Linked DNA regions of Homo sapiens: region 1 is linked to region 2. Evidence: read pairs that join two places in POLR2A ChIA-PET (ENCODE). Cell type or tissue: A673. All regions are shown on one strand. Each heading gives the region's core, and the rest is flanking DNA. Links, peaks and the distances in the headings are about the cores only.

Evidence for each region. ChIA-PET counts read pairs that join two places held together with the same protein. Peaks named below come from ENCODE experiments on the same cell type or tissue, not always from the same donor. Only the 100,000 strongest peaks of a DNase experiment are listed, where the experiment ranks them.
Region 1: POLR2A ChIA-PET joins it to region 2 with 6 read pairs; 1 of 35 experiments calls an interaction of 5 or more read pairs at or near these places.

Annotation. Positions count from the first base shown.
Region 1 is chr19:3,447,885-3,453,256 of GRCh38, forward strand. It overlaps NFIC (nuclear factor I C), which reads left to right. Exons shown (of 11, transcript NM_001245002.2): 7 at 1,130-1,255; 8 at 4,598-4,782. Among named protein-coding and RNA genes, the nearest start is that of SMIM24, 30 kb to the right of the region's middle. In A673, for the core only: no CTCF peak of the experiment used is centred there; a DNase peak (open chromatin) is centred at 3,197.
Region 2 is chr19:2,953,553-2,958,924 of GRCh38, forward strand. No RefSeq gene overlaps it. Among named protein-coding and RNA genes, the nearest start is that of ZNF77, 11 kb to the left of the region's middle. In A673, for the core only: a CTCF peak has its summit at 3,067 (motif pointing right); a DNase peak (open chromatin) is centred at 3,059.

The DNA of each region.
Region 1 (5,372 bases), core at 183-5,182, 490 kb after region 2:
TGTTTGTTTGTTTACTTGCTTGTTTGTTTTTGAGACAGTTTCACAGTTTCATTCTTGTTGCCTGGGCTGGAGTGCAATGGCGTGATCTCGGCCCACTGCAACCTCTGCCGCCTGGGTTCAAGCGATTCTCCTGCCTCAGCCTCCCAAGTAGCTGGGATTACAGGCGTGAGCCCCTGCACCCGACTATCCATCTGTTTTTTGTGTTTGTGATGGAGTCTTGCTCTGTAGCCCTGGCTGGAGTGTAGTGGCGTGATCTCAGCTCACTGCAACCTCTGCCTCCTGGGTTCAAGCGATTCTCCTGCCTCAGCCTCCCAAGTAGCTGGGATTACAGGCACCCGCCACCACACCCACCTAATTTTTGTATTTTTAGTGGAGACAGGGTTTCACCATGTTGGCCAGGCTGGTCTTGAACTCCTGGCCTCAAGTGATCTGCCCACCTCAGCCTCCCAAAGCACTGGGATTACAGGCATGAGCCACTGTGCCTGGCCTCTGTTTCTTCATTCATTGATTCACTGAGGAAGGTGTGAGGGGCTGAGCTGCTGAGTTGGGGGCTGTGGGGGCTTTTGTCCCAGGCAGCCTGGGAGGTAGTGAGGCCCCTGTCTGCAGAGTGATGCCAGCAAGTCACTGCAGAGGGGGGATGCACCTCATTTCAGCCCCAGGGAGGCTCCGTTCCTTCCTCCCGCGTGGACGAGGGAAGGCAGAGCTGAGCTGGGGCTTGTCTGTGCGCCCTTAGCCAGTCAGGGTCTAACTGGACTTCGGATCTGACTGTCTCTGCCCTCCCTGCCACCTTCTCTAGGGCTCGGGTGACTCCCAGGTGATGGGGCAGCCCTGAGCCTTCCCATTTCTCTGGAAGGAGAGTAGGCAAGGGCCAGGAGCGAGGCCCAGGGGCACGTGTTGATACCCAGCTCTCCATCCCCCGGCTGTGCCGCCCTGGCTAGCCCCTTCTCTGCTCTGAGCCTTCGTTTACTCCTCTGTGTAATGGGCTCACAGCCTCTCCCCCTCAGGATTCTGGGGTAAGAGGAGGCGGGGTGATGAGGCTTCCTATCCCTTCGGAGGCTGGCTTTGGGGAAGGTCCAGGGCTCATGGGGTGTGACCAGCCTGTGACTCTCTCGTCCCATCCCCTCCACAGGCATCTCGTCCCCGGTGAAGAAGACAGAGATGGACAAGTCACCATTCAACAGCCCGTCCCCCCAGGACTCTCCCCGCCTCTCCAGCTTCACCCAGCACCACCGGCCCGTCATCGCCGTGCACAGCGGTAAGCGCCACGGGCCCCTGGCGGGGAGGGGCGGCGGGCCCTCCTATCAGGCCTCTCACAGCCGGGGAAGTCCCACTGGATGTCTGACCATGAGTCCTATTGCTGTAGCCTTCTAGGTGGGCAAAAAACCATAGAGGTGCCGTAGTGGAGAGCGCCCAGGGCCTTGTTCCAGCCCGGCTGAGAGGTTGGACTCAGTCCCTTTGGGCCTCAGTTTCCCCCCTGTATAACAAAAGGCTGCAACCTAACTTCACCTCACTCCCCTCACCCCCGTCTCAATCTAATCCCCCCATTCCAACCCCAGACACTGATGGACAGGCAGGATCAGAAGCTGCCAATGAGGCCAGGCACAGTGGCTCACACCTGTAATCCCGGCACTTTGGGAGGCTGAGGCGGGTGGATCATCTGAGGTCAGGAGTTTGAGACCAGCCTGGCCAACATGGTGAAACCCCATCTCTACTAAAAATACAAAAATTAGCCAGGCGTGGTGGCACGCACCTGTAGTCCCAGCTACTGGGGAGGCTGAGGCAGGAGAATTGCTTGAACCCGGGAGGTAGAAGTTGCAGTGAGCAGAGATCACACCACTGCACTCCAGCCTGGGCAACAGAGTAAGATTCCATCTCAAAAAAAAAAAAAAAAGCTAGGCTTGGTGGCTCATGCCTGTAATTCTAGCACTTTGAGAGGCCGAGGCAGGCAGATCACAAGGTCAGGAGTTCAAGACCAGCCTGGCCAACATGGTGAAACCCCTTGTCTACTAAAAATACAAAAATTAGCCGAGTGTGGTGGTATGCGCCTGTAGTCCCAGCTACTTGGGAGGCTGAGGCAGGAGAATCGCTTGAACCCAGGAGGCAGAGGTTGCGGTGAGGCGAGTTCACGCCATTGCACTCCAACCTGGGCGACAGAGCAAGACCCTGTCTCCAAAAAAAGGCTAAGTGCAAGTGGCTCACGCCTGTAATCCCAGCACTTTGGGATTTCAAGGCGGGCGGATTACGAGGTCAGGAGATTGAGACCATCCTGGCTAACATGGTGAAACCCCGTCTCTACTAAAAATACAAAAAATTATCCGGGCGTGGTGGCAGGCGCCTGTAGTCCCAGCTACTTGGGAGGCTGAGGCAGGAGAATGGCGTGAACCCGGGAGGCGGAGCTTGCAGTGAGCCAAGATCGTGCCAGTGCACTCCAGCCTGGGTGACAGAGCGAGACTCCATCTCAAAAAAAAAAAAAGAGACATCTCCATCTCGGCCAGGCACAGTGGTTCACACCTGTAATCCCAGCACTTTGGGAGGCCGAGGCAGGCGGATCACCTGAGGTCAGGAGTTCAAGACCAGCCTGGACAACATGGTGAAATCTCGTTTCTACTAAAATACAAAAATTAGCTCGGTGTGGTGATGCATGCCTGTGATCCCAGCTACTCAGGAGGCTGAGGCACAAGAATTTCTTGAACCCGGGAGGCGGAGGCTGCAGTGAGCCAAGATTGTGCCATTGCACTCCAGCCTGGGCAACAGAGCAAGACTCCATCTCAAAAAAAAACAAAACAGAACAAACAAAAAATCACCTTCCATGGTTGCCATTGGGATTAAGGGGGGTGAATTGTAGGAAGCCTCAAATATTGCTTACCACCCCATGTTCTAGTGATCAACTATTTAGTTCTTTACACAGTCATGCACACAGAGAGGCAGTCCCAAATCAAAGCAGCCATTTGGGCCAGGGGTCAGCAAACGCTGGCCCCCTGGTTGCCTGTTCTTACGAATAAAGTTTTATTGGCAAACAGCCACGACCACGTCTTTGTATATGTCCTGTGGCAGCTCTCACCCTGTCTTGGCAGGGCTGAGTAATTACAGCAGAGACCACGTGGCCAAAAGCCAAAAATATTTACTATCTGGCCAGAGGCTGTGGAGATGAGGGAGTGACTGCTATAAATAGTGAAAATACTAAAAATCACTGAACTGTTTAGAAAGAGGAAAAGGCAGGCACCACAATAGAATATGACTCAGCCATGAAAACGCACGAGGCTCTGACGCAGGCCACCTTGAGGACGTCATGCTCAGTAAGAGAAGCCAGACAAAAAGGCCACACAGCATGTGATCTCATTTCTATGAAATGTCCAGGACAGGGCCAGCCACAGAGGCAGGAAGGGGATGTATGGGTGCTGGGGCTGGGGGAGGAGGTGAGGAGTGACGGCTGATGGAGACGGAATTTCTTTATGTGCTGGAATTAGGCCGGGCACAGTGGCTCATGCCTGCAATCCCAGCACTTTGGGAGGCTGAGGTGGGTGGATTGCTTGAGTCCAGGAGTTTGAGACCAGCTTGGGCAACATGATGAAACCCCATCTCTACTAAAAATACAAAAAATTAACCAGGCGTGGTGGCACACGCCGGCAGTCCGTGCTACTCAGGCCGAGGCAGGAGGATCACCTGAGGTCAGGAGGTCAAGGCTGTAGTGAGCCATGATCATGCCCCTGCACTCCAGCCTGGGTGACAAAGCGAGATTCTATCTCTTAAAAAAAAAAAAAAAAGATCACTATTCAGCCATTTGCAGAAAGAGCTTGCCAACCCTAGATTTATAGTGTAGACTGTGGGGCCAGATGGGCTGGGTTCAAATTCCCGGTCTGCCATCTGATGCCGTGTGGCCCCAGGCAGGTGACACATCCCCTGAAGGCCACCCTGTCATCCTCTGTTTAAAAAAAAAAAAAAAAAGACGGGGCCAGGTGCAGTGGCTCACGCCTGCAATCCCAGCTCTTTGGGAGGCCAAAGTGGGCGGATCACCTGAGGTCAGGAGTTCAAGACCAGCCTGGCCAACATGGCGAAACCCCATCTCTACTAAAAATACAAAAGTTAGCCAGGCATGGCGGCGTGCACTTGTAATCCCAGCTACTCGGGAGGCTGAGGCAGAATTGCTTGAACCCAGGAGGTGGAGGTTGCAGTGAGCTGAGGTCATACCACTGCACTCCAGCCTGGGTGACTGTCTCAAAAAAAAAAAAAAAAAAAAAAGACCAGGCTCAGTGGGTTACACCTGTAATCCCCGCACTTTGGGAGGCCTAGGAGGGAGGATCGCTTGAGCCCAGGAGTTCGAGACCTGCCTGGGCAACATAGCAAGACCCCCACCTCTACAAAACTAAAAAATTAAATTAAAACACAAGGATAATATCACAGCCCCAGTGGGGTTGCCGTGGGAGTCGGGGAATTTGGGTGTCAATGTGGTCAGTGCTGCTGGGTTTTTTTGGTGGTTATTGTTACTAAACGCACTGAGATGCCGGCAGGAATGACACCCACAGACACACAGTCACACGGTCACAGAGCAGACCGGCTGGAGCCCCCAAGTAACCCCCGCTTCCCACTGTCTCCGCAGGGATCGCCCGGAGCCCACACCCGTCCTCCGCTCTGCATTTCCCTACGACGTCCATCCTACCCCAGACGGCCTCCACCTACTTCCCCCACACGGCCATCCGCTACCCACCTCATCTCAACCCCCAGGACCCGCTCAAAGATCTTGTCTCGCTGGCCTGCGACCCAGCCAGCCAGCAACCTGGACCGGTGAGTTGGGCGGGGCGCATTCGGGCCTCTCCTGGCGGCTCCAGGTGACCTCCCGGGGGCCACGTGCTCACACGAAGGCACAACCTCTGCTTAAAAGGGTCTTGAGGACTTGGCTCTGAAGTCCCCTCCTCTGTCGTGCTGGGAGGCAGCTGGATTGGGTCAGAATTGAGATGCTTTCGGATGTCAGGGTTTCGGGCGCATCATGTCGCACCCTGTGGGGTCTGGGTAGCACCCGTAGGTCCCAGCAACTGCGTGAGTCGTACTCATGTTAACACAAGGCAGGGAGGGACTGGGCATAGCGGCTCATGCCTGTGATCCCAGCGCTTTCGGAGGCCAAGGCGGGAGGATTGCATAAGCCCAGAGTTCAAGACCAACCTGGGCAGCATAGCGTGACCCAGTTTCTACAAAAAAAATACTTAAAAATGAGCCACGCATGGTGGCGGGCGCCTGTAGTCCCAGCTACTCAGGAGGCTGAGGTGGGAGGATCGCTTGAACCTGGGAGGTCGAGGCTGCTGTGAGCTGTGATTGTGCCACTGCACCCCAGCCTGGGTGACAGAACGAGACCCTGTCTCAAAAAGAAAAAAAAGGTT
Region 2 (5,372 bases), core at 139-5,138:
CTCCTGCCTCAGCCTCCTGAGTAGCTGGGATTAGAGGCACCCGCCACCACGCCCGGCTAATTTTTGTACTTTTAGTAGAGATGGGTTTTTGCCACATTGGCCAAGCTGGTCTTGAACTCCTGACTTCAAGGGATCCACCAGCCTTGGCCTCCCAAAGTGCTGGGATTACAGACGTGAGCCACTGCACCCACTCAGGGGTTTTTTGAAGATAGTTTGGTGGTCAGGAGGCTAGGGTCTAGGTGCTGCTGGCTAGTTGGGGATGGGATCATAGGGATGTGGAACACGGCCCTCATGCCGTGAGTCCACTTCTGGGTGGAGGCCACAGGATGGGCCAGGGGTGTCCATCTGGTTGTCAGAAATGCAAAAGCCTGGCCAGGCGCGGTGGCTCACACTTGTAATCCCAGCACTTTGGGAGGCCGAGGCAGGAGGATCACTTGAGGCCAGGAGTTCGAGAGCAGCCTGGCCAACATGGTAAAACTCCGTCTCCACTAAAAATACAAAAAAAATAGCTGGGCATGGTCGTGCATGCCTGTAATCCCAGCTACTCGGGAGGCTGTGGCAGGAGAATCGCTTGAACCCGGGGGGCAGAGGTTGCAGTGAGCCGAGATCACGTCACTGCACTCCATCCTGTGGGCAACAGAGCGAGACTCCGGCTCAAACAAACAAACAAACAAAAAAACCAGAGCGACTCCATCTTGAATAGGGGCTGGGTAAAATGAGGCTGAGACCTGCTGGGCCACATTCCCAGGAGGTCAGGCATTCTTACTCACAGGAGGAGATAGGAGGTTGGCAGGACAGTATCACAGGACACAGGTCACGAAGACCCTGCTGTTAGAACAGAACATGGTAAAGAAGCCGCCAAATCTCACCAAAACCAAGATGGCGAAGAAAGTGACCTCTGGTTGTCCTCATTGCTCATTATATGCTAATTATAATGTATTAGCATGCTAAGAGACACTCTCACCAGTGCCATGACCGTTCACAAATGCCATGGCAATGTCCGGAAGTTACCTTATATGGTCTGAAAAGGGGAGGAGGCTGAGGCGGGCGGATCACCTGAGGTCGGGAGTTCGAGACCAGCCTGATCAACACGGAGAAACCCCGTCTCTACTAAAAATGCAAAATTAGCCGGGCGTGATGGCACATGCCTGTAATCCCAGCTACTCGGGAGGCTGAGGCAGCAGAATCACTTGAACCTGGGAGGCGGAGGTTGCAGTGAGCCAAGATCGCACCATTGCACTCCAGCCCAGGCAACAAGAGTGAAACTCTATCTCAAAAAAAAAAAAAAAAAAAAAAAAAAAAAGACGTGTGTGTGTGCACACAGAAATGTGTGCCTATTGTCTAATAAATACTCATAAAGCATCTTCTATGTCCCAGACTCTGTTTTCTGCACTGGGAAACACAGCAGTAAACATCACACATATCCTTCTCTATATCCTTTAGATTCCAATAGGGAAGGACAGAAAGTTAACCATGTTGATAAATAGCATGTTAATAGATATATCCCAGCCGGGCACGGTGGGTCATGCCTGTAATCCCAGCACTTTGGGAGGCCAAGGAGGGCAGATCACCTAAGGTCAGGAGTTCGAAACCAGCCTGGCCAACATGGTGAAACACCATCTCTACTAAAAAAAAAAAAAAAAAAAAAATAGCCAGGCAAGGTGTCGCATGCCTGTAATCCCAGCTACTCAGGAGGCTGAAACAGGAGAGTTGCTTGAACTCAGGAGGTGCAGGTTGCAGTGAGAGAAGATCGTGCCACTGAACTCCAGCCTGGGCAACAGAACAAGACTCCATCCCCCCATAAAAAAAGAAAAAATATTTGTGAAATGTATACACGCAGTTGTCCCTCAATGTCTGCAGGAGATTGCAAGATCCCTGCAGGTATCAAAGTCAGTGGATGCTCAAGACCCTGATATAAAATGGTGCAGTAACCAGACGCGGTGGCTCACGCCTATATTCCTAGCTCTTTGGGAGGCCAAGGTGGGAGGATTGCTTGAGCTCAGGAGTTTGAGACCAGCTTGTCCAACATAGTGAGACCTCATCTCTACAAAAAATACAAATATTAACTGGGTGTGGTAGCTGGGGCCTGTGGTACTAGCTACTTGGGAGGCTGAGGTGAGAGGATCACTTAAGCCTGGGAGGCCAAGGCTGCAGTGAGCTGAGATCACACCATTGCCTCCTACCCTGGGGGACAGAGTGACAGCCTGTCTCAAAAAAATAAAATAAAAAGGCGTGGCCGGGTGCGGTGGCTCATGCCTGTAATCCCGGCACTTTGGGAGGCCAAGGCAGGTGGATCACCTGAGGTCAGGAGTTCGAGACCAGCCTGGCCAACATGGTGAAACCCCGTCTCCACTAAAAATACAAAAATCAGCTGGGCATGGTGGCAGGCACCTGTAATCCCAGCTACTCGGGAGGCTGAGGCAGGAGAATCACTTGAACCCAGGAGGCAGAGGTTGCAGTGAGCTGAAATCATGCCGTTGCACTTCAGCCTGGGCGACAAGAGCAAGACTCCGTCTTAAACAAAATAAATAAATTAATTAAAATAAAATAAAATGGTGCCGTATTTGTGTAAAACCTCCACACACCCTCCCATATACTGTAGATCAGTTCTAAGTTGCTTATAATAACTAGTGCAACATCAACGCTATGTAAATAGTTGTTATACTGTATTTTAAACTTTGCATTATTTTTCTTCTTGTATTGTTAATTTTATTGTTTTTATTAAAATGCTTTCTTCTTCTTTTCTCTCCATTTTTTTTTTAAATGTTTTGTTTTGAGACAGGGTCTTGCCCTGTCACCCAGGCTGGAGTGCAGTGGTGGGATGGCGGTTCACCGCAGCCTCGAACTCCTGGGCTCAAGCAATCCTCCTGCCTCAGCCTCCAGAGTAGCTGGGACCGCAGGTGCAGCCACCACGCCTGGCTTCAAATATTTTCGATTCTGCTGAATCCACGGGTATGGAACCAGCAAATACAGAATTCGAGGACAAGAAACCCGCAGATAACGAGAATCAATTATACTAATTGTATCTAGAATATATAATGACGTCAATGGAAAAATTGCATGACCACCAGAGGGCACACTTTTACACCCAAAACGTCCCACTTTGCTGTTTGTTTTTTTGTGGGTTTTGTTTTGTTTTGTTTTGTTTTGTTTTGTTTTGTTTTGTTTGAGACGGAGTTTCGCTCTTGTTGCCCAGGCTGGAGTGCAATGGTGTGATCGATCTGATCTCGGCTCACCGCAGCTTCTGTCTCCCGGGTTCAAGCAATTCTCCTGCCTCAGCCTCCCAAGTAGCTGGGATTACAGGCATGCGCCACCACGCCTGGCTAATTTTGTATTTTAGCAGAGACGGGGTTTCTCCATGTTGGTCAGGCTGGTCTCGAACTCTCAACCTCAGGTGATCCGCCCGCCTCGGCCTCCTAAAGTGCTGGGATTACAGGTGTGAGCCACCGCACCCAGCCCACCACTTTGCTGTTCTTTGGAAATGTTCACAGAAGGCAAACAATGCTGTTTGCTCTGAGTTAAGGGGGAGAATATGCATATATTAAATACGCATGTCCATACACACACAGAGAAGGATAAAGCAACAGAAGGCACAAAAATAGCATGGGGGAAGCGCGGGGAAAGATGCGTTCAGGGGTTCTTGGTACTATTCTTCCAACTTTTCTGTAAGTTTGAAGTTATATCAAAGTAAAAAGTTGGGCTGGGTGCAGTAGGTCACACCTGTAATGCCAGTACTTTGGGAGGCTGGGGCAGGAGGATCGATTGAGCCCAGGAGTTTGAGATCTGCCTGGGCAACATAGCCAGACCCCATCTCTACAAAAAAATATGAAAATTAGCAAGTGTGGCAGCAGTACCTGCAGCCTCATAGCTCACTAAAGCCTTGACCTCATGGGCTCAAGTGATCCTCCTACCTCAGCCTCCTGAGAAGTTGGGACTACAGGCACACGCCATCACACCCAGCTAATTTTTCTTTTTATTCTTTTCTTTTCTTTTCTTTTTTGTGAGATGGAGTCTTGCTCTGTCGCCCAGGCTGGAGTGCAGTGGCGTGATCTTGGCTTACTGCAACCTCCGCCTCCCAGGTTCAAGCAGTTCTCTGCCTCAGCCTCCTGAGTAGCTGGGATTGCAGGCACGTGCCACCACGCTCAGCTAATTTTTGTATTTTTAGTAGAGACGGGGTTTCACCATCTTGGCCAGGCTGGTCTTGAACTCCTGACCTCCTGATCCACCCGCCTCGGCTTCCCAAAGTATTGGGATTACAGGTGTGAGCCACGGTGCCCAGCCACGCCTGGCTAATTTTTCAATTTTCTTACATGTTGTCCAGGCTGGTCTCAAACTCTTGGTCTCAAGTGATCCTCCTGCCTTGGCCTCCCAAAGTGCCAGGTGCAGGAACCACTGCGCCTCGCCCTTTCAGGAATTTGAGAATAGTCTGTTGGCAGTTGAAGACGGGTCATCCAAAACAAAGTTGCTAACCTGAATCACCCAGAAGCTCTTTGCTTTTTGTATTTAATCCTGGATGTTATTCTTAAATTTATCGTGGTAAAAGCATTGTAATTGGACAATGACAGGGAAAATTCATTCATTTAGCTCCAAATGACCATTGCTTGCAATCTGCAGACAATGTATCCGTTTATTTTTCTTTTCTGGTTTCTAACGCTATTGGTATTCTCATCATAACATGGTTTTCTTACATTTCTATTAGCTTGTCTCTTTTTTTCACTGAAATTGTTATTGAGATAATTGTAGAATCATATGCAGTTCTAAGAAATAACACAGACATTGGCCGGGCACGGTGGCTCACTCCTGTAATCTCAGCACTTTGGGGAGCTGAGGCAGGTGGATCACCTGAGGTCAGGAGTTTGAGAGCAGCCTGGCCAACATGGCAAAACCCTGTCTCTACAAAAAATACAAAAAAAAAAAAAAAATTAGCCAGGCGTGGTGGCGGGCGCCTGTAATGCCAGCTACTCAGGAGGCTGAGGCAGGAGAATTGCTTGAACCTGGGAGGCGAAGTTTGCAGTGAGCAGAGATCATGCCACTACACTCCAGCCTGGAGGACAGAGCGAGACTCAGTCTCAAATAATAATAATAATAAATAATAATGATAAAAATACAGACAGATCTTTTCTTTTTTTTTTTTGAAACAGAGTCTTGCTGTACAGACATCTTTTCTATACTTGGCCTAGATTCCTCCAATGGTGACATTTGGAAAACTAAAGTACATTACCACATCCCTGATATTGACGCTGTTAAAATCTATCCATCTTCTTCCCATGGCCCCATTTTACTTGTGTGTGTGTGTGTGTGTGTGTGTGTGTCTGTGTGTGTGTGTGTGAAGTTAACCTGGGTAAGTCTGTGTATCCATCACAGTCAAGGTA